3 separate regions of the Homo sapiens genome follow, and regions 2 and 3 are each linked to region 1. A link is a loop called in an ENCODE intact Hi-C map of the cell type or tissue named here. Cell type or tissue: sigmoid colon. All regions are shown on one strand.

Region 1 (4,000 bases):
TCCCTACTGAAGTCTAAGGGGCTCAGTCTCCCACTGAAGGCTGATCTGCAGCTCCCACTGCCCAGCCACTGAGGGGTCTTAACTGTTTTTCCACAGGCTCTTACACAGAAAACAGAAAAAAGGTGAATGGAAAATTAACATCAGTTTTTTAAAAAGTAAGACGAGCCAAGACAACCAGATGAGAAGATAAACATGATTGGTGAGATAAGAAAGGATTCTAAGAAAACAATTGCAATAAGATAAATATGTTTTAGAGGAGGCTGGGAGTATAGTGTCAAATTTGATGTAGTGCAATATTTGGCTCTTTAAAAAATATAATAAACCCTAAGCAAATATAATTAAGAAAACAGAAAAAATGAACAAATAACAAAAGAGAAAGGCAAAATGATAAGCTTCCGATAAACATAAGCAGGAAAAATGGGCAAATAAGAAATCAGAAATAAGAAATGTCAAGGGAAAAAAGAGTTGGAAGGAGAAAGGTATAATAACAGAAATGGAGGCAACATATCAACTGATTATAATGTATGTACTCAAACTGTATAAAAGCAAAAGATCATTGGAGAAACATGAACATTGAATGAATATTTGATGACATCAAGAAATTATTGCCAACGTTTTAGGTAGGTAGTGATATTTTCACTATTTTTAGGTCCATATATTTTAGAGCTACATGATGAAATATTTAAAGATGAAATTATGATGGTGGAATTTGTTCAAAATAATGGGAGAGGGGGTGGCAGTGAATGACAAAATGAATGGGGATATAAGTAGAATGAAGTTTTCATGAACTGACTAATGTTGAAGCTAGAAGATGGGACAATAGTTAATTGTACTATCTTCTCTAATTTTATATAATAAAAAGTTTTTAAAATTAAACTGAGCTGAGAACAAAAGTGATAGGAGATTATGATATTCTACCTTGCAAAATATAATTTAAAATCTTAAAATTAAGCACACTTTTCTGGGCATGTTACCAAAATTGACATAAGAGAAAAATTTAAATGTGAATATATTACTAGCCACAAAAGAAATTTAAAATACAATTAACATATGTCAAAAGTTTCTTTCACAAATTTGAGGAATCAGGTTGTATCAACTCTTCTAGAAAATAGAAAAAGATGGAAAGCTACACAATCGATTTCATGAAGCTAAATTAATCTTGATTTCTGTACCTAACAAAGATAATGCAATAAAGAAAAGAAAATCATGAGCTAGTCTCACTTAGGAGTAATTTTTAAATCCTAAATAAAGTAGCGGCAAAATAAATAGTATCCTAAAGGAATTTTCTATCATGATCAAGGAAAGCATATCTTATCTTGGGAATGCAAAAGCATTCAATTTTAGAAAATTCAACGTTATAATACTTTATGTCAGCGGTCCCCACATTTATTAGGATTTAAAGGGCATTAAATAACACCTAAAACACATTCTCACATTGTTAAAAATCCTTAGGGAAAATGAGAACTCAAGGATACTTCTTTCACATCATAATTATGTAAACGTAAACAAGTGGCCAGCATATGAAACATTAAAAGTATTCCTGTTAAAACCAGAAACAAGGCAGGTGTGTCTACTATTTCACCTTGCTCAAGAAGATCAGAGTCATGTAATAAGACTGGAAGTAGAACTATGAACCATAACTAAGAGAAAGGAGGTGATTAAAAGTTCATTATAAACTAACAACATGGCTGGATAACCTAAACACCCAAGGGATTCAACTCTAAGCACTTTGAATTGAAAAAAAAAACAAAGTAAAGGGACCAGATTAAAAAATAATAATAAACGTACAACAGTCCATTGCTTTTCCATACACCAACATGAAGCAAACAAAAATATACTCTCATTGGTGAAAAAGATTTCATTCTTATTCAGAACATGAAGAAAAAAAAACTATTGAGATACAATACAAACATAATCAACAAACAGAACAAAATGAAATGCTACACAGCCGGTAAAAATCTGTAACAGTAAGTGAAAATCACTCTGGAGAAAAAAATAAAATAAAATAAAAAAACAAACAAAGCCCAGTATCCATGAATATATTCACTATGATTCTTTTTTTATAGACTACAGGTTAGATATAATGTTAGAAAATAAAAACAAAAATAATGGCAAGTAAACCTATGAGATTTTAATAGTAATTATTTTTGTGAGATCAATTTTTAGATCAACCTTATTTTCTGTATGCATTCATGCTATATTATCTACAACAAGCAAGTATTACTTTTGAGATCAGATCAGGAAAGAATTTTAATTTGTTGAGTTGACTTGAGATAAAAAAATTAACCAATAAATTCACTGGCTACATATGATTTTCAAGATTTCTGAATCACCCTGGGGATGAGAGCTTTTCTAAAACATGGGGTTAGCACACAGGAGCCATAGGTCTGAGGCAAAGTTCAAATGGATGAGAATGGAAACGTTGCTCTGGCTTACCCAAGCTGGCCAGTCTGTCTAGAACTAATTTAAGAACATAAAGATGACATCATTGCAGGTGTTCTTTCAAAGTGGAGCACCCATTTATAATGCTTCTGGCTGACAAAATTGGAAAGGAGACAAGGTTTAAAAAGCCTCAGATATTCTTTTTGTCGATGCTCACCATCTTTATCTTCAAATAAAACTATTTATATTTCTTCTGTCTGCCCCTTGGGCTCTGGTTCTTGGTTAAGAAATGTCTCATAAATTTCAGAAGAGGAGGAAAACAGAAGGTGATGGTACAGAACATTCTATTTTCAAGACTATAAATATTTCAACTTCTCGAAGAGATCACCTATCATGAAAACTTCAGATCTTCCTAAGTAAGTCTTATAAAAATTAACTATAAAGTTTATGACAGTTTCCACAATCAAGTACTGTATGCCAGATTGGCTTAAAGCATTTAGAAATGAGCAGCCTGAATGTTGGCAAAAGGTCACATACTGGAAAAGAGTAATGTCCAATTCAAAAAGTGAAAAGTAAGAGACGCTGCCAATCCAAAAATTGAATGCCCAAACTTTACTGAATTCTGTTAATAAAATCAACAAGTTGTTCCACTGTACAGGCAGGGTTACTACTTTATGCTGATAATCCAATAAGTGTTTATTAAGCACCTGCTATTTACAAAGCACTGTGCTGGACGCTGTAGAGAGAATTGATAAAATATCTCAAGGAACTTAGAAGGTAACCAGGGAAAAGGACAAGTACAAAAATAAATAATAGAACTCTTACCAATTAACGTGAGCAACCAAATAACCTGATTTTAAACATGGGCAAAAGAACAGACACTTAACAGAAGAACATGTAGGAATGGTCAGGAAGCACATGACAGGTCGCTCAGCACCATTAGTCATCAGAGAAACGGAAATTAAAACTACATCAAGATGCCATTTCACACCCACTAGAGTCGCTCAAATAAAAATGATTGACAATGCCAAATGTTGGCCAAGATGTAGAGAAACCGGAACTATCTTATATTACTAGGGGAGAGTAATGGTACAATCATGTTAAAAAACTGTTTGGCAATTCTCTTAAAGCTACCCTATTGCCCAGCAATTCCATTTCTAGGTATGAATACTTACCCCAAAGAAATGAAAACCTATGTCTACAGAAAGCGTATGCAAGAATGTTTATAGCTGCTTTATTTACAATAGCCTTCTTCCCCAAAATGACAAATGTCCATCAACAGGAGGATGGGTAAACAAACTGTGGTATAGTCATACAGTAGAATACTATTGAGCAATTAAATAGAACAAGTTACTAATAGGTGCAACAACATGGGCACATCTCAAAAACTCCACTTTGAGAGACAGAAGTCACACACACAAAGAATACATGTTGGAAGAATTCATTTGTTTGAAACTCTAGAACAGGCAAAACTGTTCTATGAGGTTAAAGCTATGGTGATAGAAGTCAAAAAGTGGCTGCCTCCAAGATTGTGGGGGTGGATCAACAATTCACTGGAAAGGGAGAGAAGAGGAAGTTCTGGGGTGGTGGATGTGTTCTGAATCTTGATTGGGATGAT
Region 2 (4,000 bases), 82 kb before region 1:
TAATAATCCACAGTAAAATACAATCATTTCAGTCACTTTGACCATTTTACGAGTCTGTTTTAAGGACTGACTGGTTGATTCCATGTTTGCTTCAAAATTGCCAGTTTAATCAGGGACTATTGGTAGGATTGCCCACAGACCACTTTTACAACAGGTAATTCAATCAGTTTAAATATTGTATTTCCATTTTTTTTCCATCTGTTTTTGCAGCGCCAGCCAGCCTTTGACACCTTTGATGGGTCCCTGTTTGCTGTTTTTCCTTCTCTAAATGAAGAGCAAACACTGCAAGAAGTGCCAACAGGCTTGGATTCCATTTCTCATGGTAATTGGTTCCTCAGACTTGACAAATTGTGCATGATTTTCCTAAGTAGTTCAGTTAATAAAGAGATGACAGTTCCTAAGTGAGAAATGTTGGTATCTGGAATCTTTGATATGAATAGCCAGAAGTTCTGGACCTGGGAGAAGGCAGTTTTTCATTTGTATCAACTTGGTGATTCTGATGTGGATTCTGATGTCTTGAGTGCCAGACGCCCCCCAGTGAGCCGCTGTTAGGAAACTGCAGGGGAACCCCTGAGCTGCCCCTCCTGGATGTTTTCAACATTGGCAAGCAGGTCCTCATCTCCCTGCTCTGCCCTGGAAAACAGACAGAAGAGTAGACATTAAAACACACCCAAACTTGTAATTTGGGTTTGCATCATTAGTTAAATCATCTCCCCTGCCCTGAGTTTTGGGGCAACAAATTGTTCTTTGTAATCCTTACCCATCGGTAGTTCTTTCTGTAGTTCTTCGTGTCATTGTTTATTCTTCTTAAAGGAATAGCACGTCAGATAATGTTCATACAATTACTGTGACAGAGCTATTAGTTGGAAACATGCCAGAGATGACTGTGTCATGTGAAGTAGGTGCTGAGAATACAGGCCAGAAAATTAATTAAAACGCATACACTGGCGTAAGCATAACCCTGCATGGCAGCCATTTATCATTCTTGAAATTGCTGAGGGTGTCTGGAGAAGATTGTTTTTCAATAAAAATGGAAGGTGTGGTTCCATTACCGTGCTAAGTGCGGCACATTCATATCACACTCACTTCTCAGCTCTACGCCTAGTTTAATGGAAGTGACTTCCAAATGATACAGTCCCTTCAGCCTTTTGACCAGAAACCATGCAACTGTTTTCATTGCCTACAATTTTAAAATAGACTTAGCAGTTTTCCCTACGCACAACTGCTTTGTGACGCTTTGCAAAATAGAATCAAATCTGAGTTTTATTTTAGATTTTTTTAATAAGTATAGTTCTGAGATATATATTTTCTCAATTATAGTCAGAAAAGTTTTTTGTTAATAGTTACACTGTTTTAAGGAATCATGCCAAGGTTTGAGATCAAAATTGTTCTTTTCCAAAAACTAAGATGTCTCTCCTAAATCTCCACCTGATATCACCAACTTGAAGTCCTAATGTCCCCATGGGGGGTTTCCTTCCAGACTCCGCCAACTGTGAATTGCCTTTGTTAACCCCGTGCAGCAAGGCTGTGATGAGTCAAGCCTTAAAAGCTACCTTCAGTGGCTTCAAAAAGGAACAGCGGCGCCTGGGCATTCCAAAGAGTAAGTACTGCTTTCCTGAGCCTGCACTGGGTGAGAAGAACCAACTTCAGTGCAGTTGTTTGATCTTGACTTGTTTATTAAGCTTTTGCTTGGGGTATTCTGCAAAGAGTAGCATGGATGTCGTTAACCTGAGCCAGTTTCTGTTTCACCCCAATCAACCCAAGACTTGATCCAGAACTCATTAAATATGTAGTAGAAGGACGCATTACTGGTGTCTTGAAATGTGCCTGGGTCGTGTCAGAATGGTGACGTGTCATCATGGTATCTTGCTCATTCGTGGGTTCTGGTGTATGTCGGTACTTGGTGCATAAATTAGGGATGACAGTGGTCTCACTACCTTTCCACTGTTTTTACCTCATGTGTTCCATTTTTTCTTCTCTCCTGGTAGACCCCTGGCTGTGGAGTGAGCAACAGGTATGCCAGTGGCTTCTCTGGGCCACCAATGAGTTCAGTCTGGTGAACGTGAATCTGCAGAGGTTCGGCATGAATGGCCAGATGCTGTGTAACCTTGGCAAGGAACGCTTTCTGGAGCTGGCACCTGACTTTGTGGGTGACATTCTCTGGGAACATCTGGAGCAAATGATCAAAGGTACCAGCTGAACGTCTTACTTCTCCTTGTCCAGGATGAGCTGTGGCCGGGAAGACTGATTGGGAAAGTCACGTGGGTGTTCTTCAACCTTAGGGTTGCCACTTGAAATGACATAGAGTACCTTGCCTCAAAATGCCACTCAAGTGAGTCAGATATATGGCAGTGATTATAGATTTTTATCCCACTTTATGTGAGTGTGTGTGTGTGTGTGTGTGTGTGTGTATAGCATCAAGTATAGCCACAAGGTAGTAGCCTTAGTCACTAAATTGTTTGCTATTGCTGGCTGTATTCATCACGGGAGTCCATGTTGACTCAGATATGTAGGACAGCAAGAATTCCCACGTCTTCTGAGCTCACCTTACAGAGCTAAGAGATATGGCAGCCTTAATGAAAGGGGGGAGCCTTTACTCACATAAACCCTGTGAATTCTACTGTAAATTTTCCTACATCCAAATGGAATGTATTTTGGATGTTGAGGATTGTTGAGGGGGCGGGGTCTGTTTTTAAACAAGTGAGAAATTGATATATATTTACACGCTATCATATTGTACAGAAACTGGCCATTGATCAGTAGAAATCTCACCAAATACAGAGAAAGTCTTGATTCAAAACTTAAAATAGCAGGGAGACCAATGTTTAAAACATGTTGAGTTAAAAAAGAAAAGAGGGCCAGGTGCGGTGGCTCACACCTGTAATCCCAGCACTTTGGGAGGCGGAGGCGGGCAGATTACTTGAGGTTAGGAGTTCAAGACCAGCCTAGCCAATATGGTGAAACCCTGTCTCTACTAAAAATACAAAAAATAAAAATATTAGCTGGGCATAGTGGCACATGCCTGTAATCCCAGATACTCGGAAGCCTGAGGCAGGAGAATCCCTTGAGCCCGGGAGGCAGAGGTTGCAGTGAGTCGAGATCACACCACTGCACTCCAGCCTGTGGGAGTGAGACTCTGTTGAAAGGAAGGAAGGAAGGAAGGAAGGAAGGAAGGAAGGAAGGAAGGAAGGAAGGAAGGAAGGAAGGAAGGAAGGAAGGAGGGAGGGAGGGAAGGAAGGAAGGAAAGAAAGAGGGAGGGAGGGAGGGGAGGGAGGGAGGGAGGGAGGGAGGGGAGGGAGGGAGGGAGGGAGGGAGGGAAAGAAATAAAATACAGTAGGGATTATTTAGGTTAAAAAAATATAAGAAAATAAGCATGTTTATAGAATTCAGGGAACTAGTCCTCACCTGACTGATTTTAAACACACTGAATTTCAGCATCAACTGTAGACTCAGAATCTCGAAAACACCTAGGATTCAACAGCTAACTTTTTTTAGTTACGGCGTCTGAGGGCCAGGGAAACTCATTTTTAAAGACCCTCATTTCTTCTGAACTTGGACAGGGCTTTTCTACCAAGTTTCTGGTGATCTGTTTATTGGCAAATTGGGCCTGTTTTACCATTCCTCGGGCCTGTGAGTTTGTGTGTATTTGGGTTTCCGGGTGGACGTGCACTTTGTAATATATTCGTAGTAAGTATGCATACACAGTGCACAAACCTTTTCCCTTTCAAAGTTCTTGGGCACATGTGTTCCCCATCCCAGACTCCCACAGCCCTGGAGACTTCCCACACCCTGGGGAAGCGTGCAGGTTTGGAAGCAGTGGAACTGTAAGCTTCACGGGGGCAGACACCATCCATTTTATTAATTTCCTGTATGCAGCCTCTGGTACAGATGGCATTTCATAAATACTTAACTGTTTCTTGAATGCATGAATGAATTCAATACACCATCTGGACCTTTTGCGATAGAAAATTTAGTGTTGCCAATGACATCATTCATTTTG
Region 3 (4,000 bases), 140 kb before region 1:
GCATATCACAATCTTTTCAAACTATGAATATGGTCCTGGTTCATTCAAGAGAAAGAAGCTCTGCCCAGTGCAGTGGCTCACGCTATAATCCAATCACTTTCAGAGGCAGGAGGATCACTTGAGGCCAAGAATCGGAGACCAGCCTAGGGGGCAACAAAGTAAGACCCTATCTCTACAAAAATATTTAAAAGTTAGCCAGGGGTGGTGGCACATACCTGTGGTCCTGCCTACTCAGGAGGCTGAGGCGGGAGGATCCCTTGATTCCAGGAGTTCAAGGCTGCAGTGAGCTATGATCATAGGATTGCACTCCATCCTGGGTGACAGAGCGAGATGCTGTCTCTTAAAAAAAAGTCATTGGTGATGACTTTCTTTATTGCCTTTCATTAACAAAGTAATTTCCCCATAGATGCCTCCCTCCCGCCATCTAGGACTTGTGGAGGTCGAAAATATCATGAATGAATGTTCACTTTTATAAAATGTTCTTCCTGCACCACTTGTGCCTTGAGAAGCTCTGTGGAGTGCAGGGTCATTCTCAACTTTCTTGAGGAGGGGATGTCTCCACCCCCAACTCCACTGTAGGCACCCTCTTCCCTTAAGCTGCTTTAATTTTTTTTCACTTAATATTCACTCAACTATATTCTTTACAAGAAAATAAATTCCAAGGGGACAGGGACTTTTCTGCCTTACTTCTGTTTCCAAGCTTTTAGAAAAGCACCTGGCACATGGTAGGTGCTCAATAAATATTTGTGGTGATACTTATTAAGAAATGGAGTGACAAAAGGCACTGTGAATTCATTAACATTAAAAATATTTTGTCTTATTGCATGAAATTAATGCATACATATAAAAATGGTGGCATGTAAGTGTATGCGTTATTTAATCTCTGTTATAGGTTTCTGAACCCCTGGGAGTAACTCCAAGGATCAGAGATTGAGAACCACCTATATCAGGGGGAACAAGTACTAAATTGAAGTGCCGTAGACTGACTTGATTCTATTACAGGCTGAGCATCTTTTATTTGAAATGCTTGGGGCCAGAAGTGTTTTGGATTTCAGATTATTTTGGATTTTGGAATATTTGAATTATACTTACCAATTGAGCATCCCAAATCCAAACATCTGAAATCTAAATGTTCCAATGAACCTATCATTAAAGCATCTTGTCAGTACTCAGAAAATTTCAGATTTTGAAACATTTTGGATTTTTGGATTTGGGATGCTTAACCTGTACCTGCTAGGTAACTCTGAACAACACCACTTAATTTTCCTGAGTCTTGGTTTAATTGTGTGGCAGATGGGAGTAATAATAGCTGATTTACCTACTCGACATAGCTGAAAATAGAATGATATGTATATATGCAAATACATTTTGTAAACTACAAAGAACCATACACATATAGATTATTTTTGCTACTATAATAAAACATAGGTCTTGGGTCCGTAATCCCAGCAAAGCAGAGGACTGCTGCCTGCAGCTTTAGTCAATTTGATCACCATAGTCTATCATCACCATCATTAGAATAGAAACACTTACTCTCCCTGGGGTCTGTTGACCATCCCACGTGCGAAAAAACCCTATACAAATTTGCCCGGAATGTAGACTCCCCATTGGCCACAGTGGTAGTTTATTAGCTTCATACTGTGTGGAGTCAATGACTCATAGAAGGCACATTTTTCACCTCTTAGCCTTGGCAGCAACGACCCGTTGCTCAAAATTTGCTAACAGGCTCCCTCAGCTATTTCCTGTTGTGTTGCAGTAACACCGCTTTTTCTTTAGGCCACATTAAATTTTAAAACACATTAGAAACATTTCATCCCTGGCCTTCCTCTTCTAGTCATTGCAAAAAAAAAAAAAAAAGTGCTGTAGCAAACATGAGGATTATGATGATTGGTTAATTTCCCTCCATTTTAACCAATGAAATGTGTTCCTTATCACTATGGTTACATAACAACTAGCTCCCACAGGTGGAATCCAGCCTCACCAAAGCACCTGGGATAGTTCATCTACTCCTGCTCACTGATTATATCTAAATCACCAATAATGACCCAAATAACTTCGTATTTTTAAAAGTTATAGAGGTTATGTTATTTTTAGCCACTTCTATTGTGAAATATACTTCCCAAACAGAAAACTGTGCAAATCAGAAATGTCTAGCTCAATGAATAGCACGTAGATTTCCTTGCTCTTCTTCAGCTATACCCACCTAAGCATGACCCCTCAATACTATAGTTTACTTCTGTCTGTTTTTGTTTTGTTTTGTTTTGTTTTGTTTTTTTGAGACGGAGTCTCGCTCTGTCGCCCAGGCTGGAGTGCAGTGGCGCGATCTCGGCTCACTGCAAGCTCCGCCTCCCGGGTTCACGCCATTTTCCTGCCTCAGCCTGCCCAGTAGCTGGGACTACAGGCGCCTGCCACCACTCCCGGCTAATTTTTTTTTTGTATTTTTTAGTAGAGACGGGGTTTCACTGTGTTAGCCAGGATGGTCTCGATCTCCTGACCTCGTGATCCACCCGCCTCGGCCTCCCAAAGTGTAGGGATTACAGGCGTGAGCCACCGCGCCCAGCCCCTGTCTGTTTTTTAAAGTATATAAATGGGATTCTGTGATATGTTTTCTCTAGTATCTGGCTTGTTTTGCACGTCATTCTGTTTATGAGGTTCATTCATGTTCATGTAACTGTGGTCCAATTTCTTCACTGCAGTGAAGTTGTTTATTATATTTTAAAAAACATTTTCATGAATCCATTTCATTGTTGATGGACAGTTGGGTTTTTTCCAGTCTAAAGCTGCTATACACACTGCTGCTGTGAAGATTGCTGTACAAGTCTCGTGCTAAAAATAGGCATGCTTTTCCGCTGAGTATCTACCTAGGAGTGGAATTACTATGAAAGAAGGAATGCACATCTTCACTTTAATAGATAATACCAAACCTCTTCCTTTAGTGACTAGAACCAAATGTATGATATGAGAGAGTCTCCATCACTCTCCATTGTCACCAGCCCCTGGCATGGATATTCCCTTTAATCTTAGCCACCTTGGTGAGTGTATTTGGAATCTCAATGTTTTTAATTTGCACTTTTCTGATTACTTAAGAGTCTGGGCCCCTTTCCCTATATTTATTGACCATTTGAATATTGTTCTTTGCCAGGTATCTTCAAGTGTCATCCATTTCTGTCTTTTATTTTATTTTATTTATTTATGAATTGGGATCTCACTCTGTTGCCCAGGCTGGACCGCAGTGAAGCTCACTGCAACCTTAAACTCCAAGTGATCTTCCCTCCTCAGCCTACAGGCATGAGCCTTCATGCCTGGCTATTTGTAAAATTATTATTTTTTGTAGAGATGGGGGTCTTGCTATATTGCCCAGGCTTGTCTTGAACTCCCAGCTTCAAGCAATCCTCTCAGCTTGGCCTCTCAAAACGCTGGGACTACAGACCATTTTTCTTTTTAAAATATTATTTGGGGAGATTTATTTATTTATTTATTTATTTATTTATTTATTTATTTATGAGATGGAGTCTTGCTCTTTCACCCAGGCTGGAGTCCAGTGGCGCGATCTCAGCTCACTGCAAGCTCCACCTCCCAGGTTCACGCCATTCTCCTGCCTCAGCCTCCCGAGTAGCTGGGATTACAAGCTTGCACCACCACACCAGACTAAAACATACAATATACTGATTTCCATTTCCTTGGAAAGATTGTTGCTGGGACTATTTCTTATTAACTAGTTGCGTTTCCTGTTTTGGTTTTTTTGTTGTTGTTGTTTAGGATTTTTAGTGTTTCCTTTTATTATGTTTTGAGACGAGGTCTTGCTCTGTTACCTAGACTAGAGTGCAATAGCATGATCACAGCTCACTGCAGCCTCAACCTCCCAGGCTCAAGTGATCCTCCCACCTTAGCCTCCCGAGTAGCTGGGACCACAGGGTAAAGTAAAAGGTAAAGACTGACCAGGAAAGGGGATGGGAGTGGGGAGAAAAAACATATTAAACTGAATTATACCTTCCACCTT

The links. Peaks named below come from ENCODE experiments on the same cell type or tissue, not always from the same donor. Only the 100,000 strongest peaks of a DNase experiment are listed, where the experiment ranks them.
Region 2: a loop joins it to region 1, with 4 times the contacts of the local background. A loop is called at or near these places in 28 of 110 quality-filtered maps.
Region 3: it touches region 1 in a loop (4-fold over the local background); 3 of 110 quality-filtered maps call a loop at or near these places.

Annotation. Positions count from the first base shown.
Region 1 is chr21:38,895,188-38,899,187 of GRCh38, forward strand. All of the region lies in intron 3 of ETS2-AS1 (ETS2 antisense RNA 1), which reads right to left. It also overlaps the pseudogene RPSAP64. Among named protein-coding and RNA genes, the nearest start is that of ETS2-AS1, 41 kb to the right of the region's middle. In sigmoid colon, no CTCF peak of the experiment used is centred here; a DNase peak (open chromatin) is centred at 2,434.
Region 2 is chr21:38,812,793-38,816,792 of GRCh38, forward strand. It overlaps ETS2 (ETS proto-oncogene 2, transcription factor), which reads left to right. Exons shown (of 10, transcript NM_005239.6): 3 at 211-322; 4 at 1,481-1,600; 5 at 1,989-2,189. Among named protein-coding and RNA genes, the nearest start is that of ETS2, 8.9 kb to the left of the region's middle. RefSeq lists enhancers at 1,052-1,838, 1,235-2,434. In sigmoid colon, no CTCF peak of the experiment used is centred here; a DNase peak (open chromatin) is centred at 1,835; H3K27ac peaks cover 2,743 bases.
Region 3 is chr21:38,754,145-38,758,144 of GRCh38, forward strand. All of the region lies in intron 1 of LINC00114 (long intergenic non-protein coding RNA 114), which reads right to left. Among named protein-coding and RNA genes, the nearest start is that of LINC00114, 17 kb to the right of the region's middle. In sigmoid colon, no CTCF peak of the experiment used is centred here; a DNase peak (open chromatin) is centred at 1,707.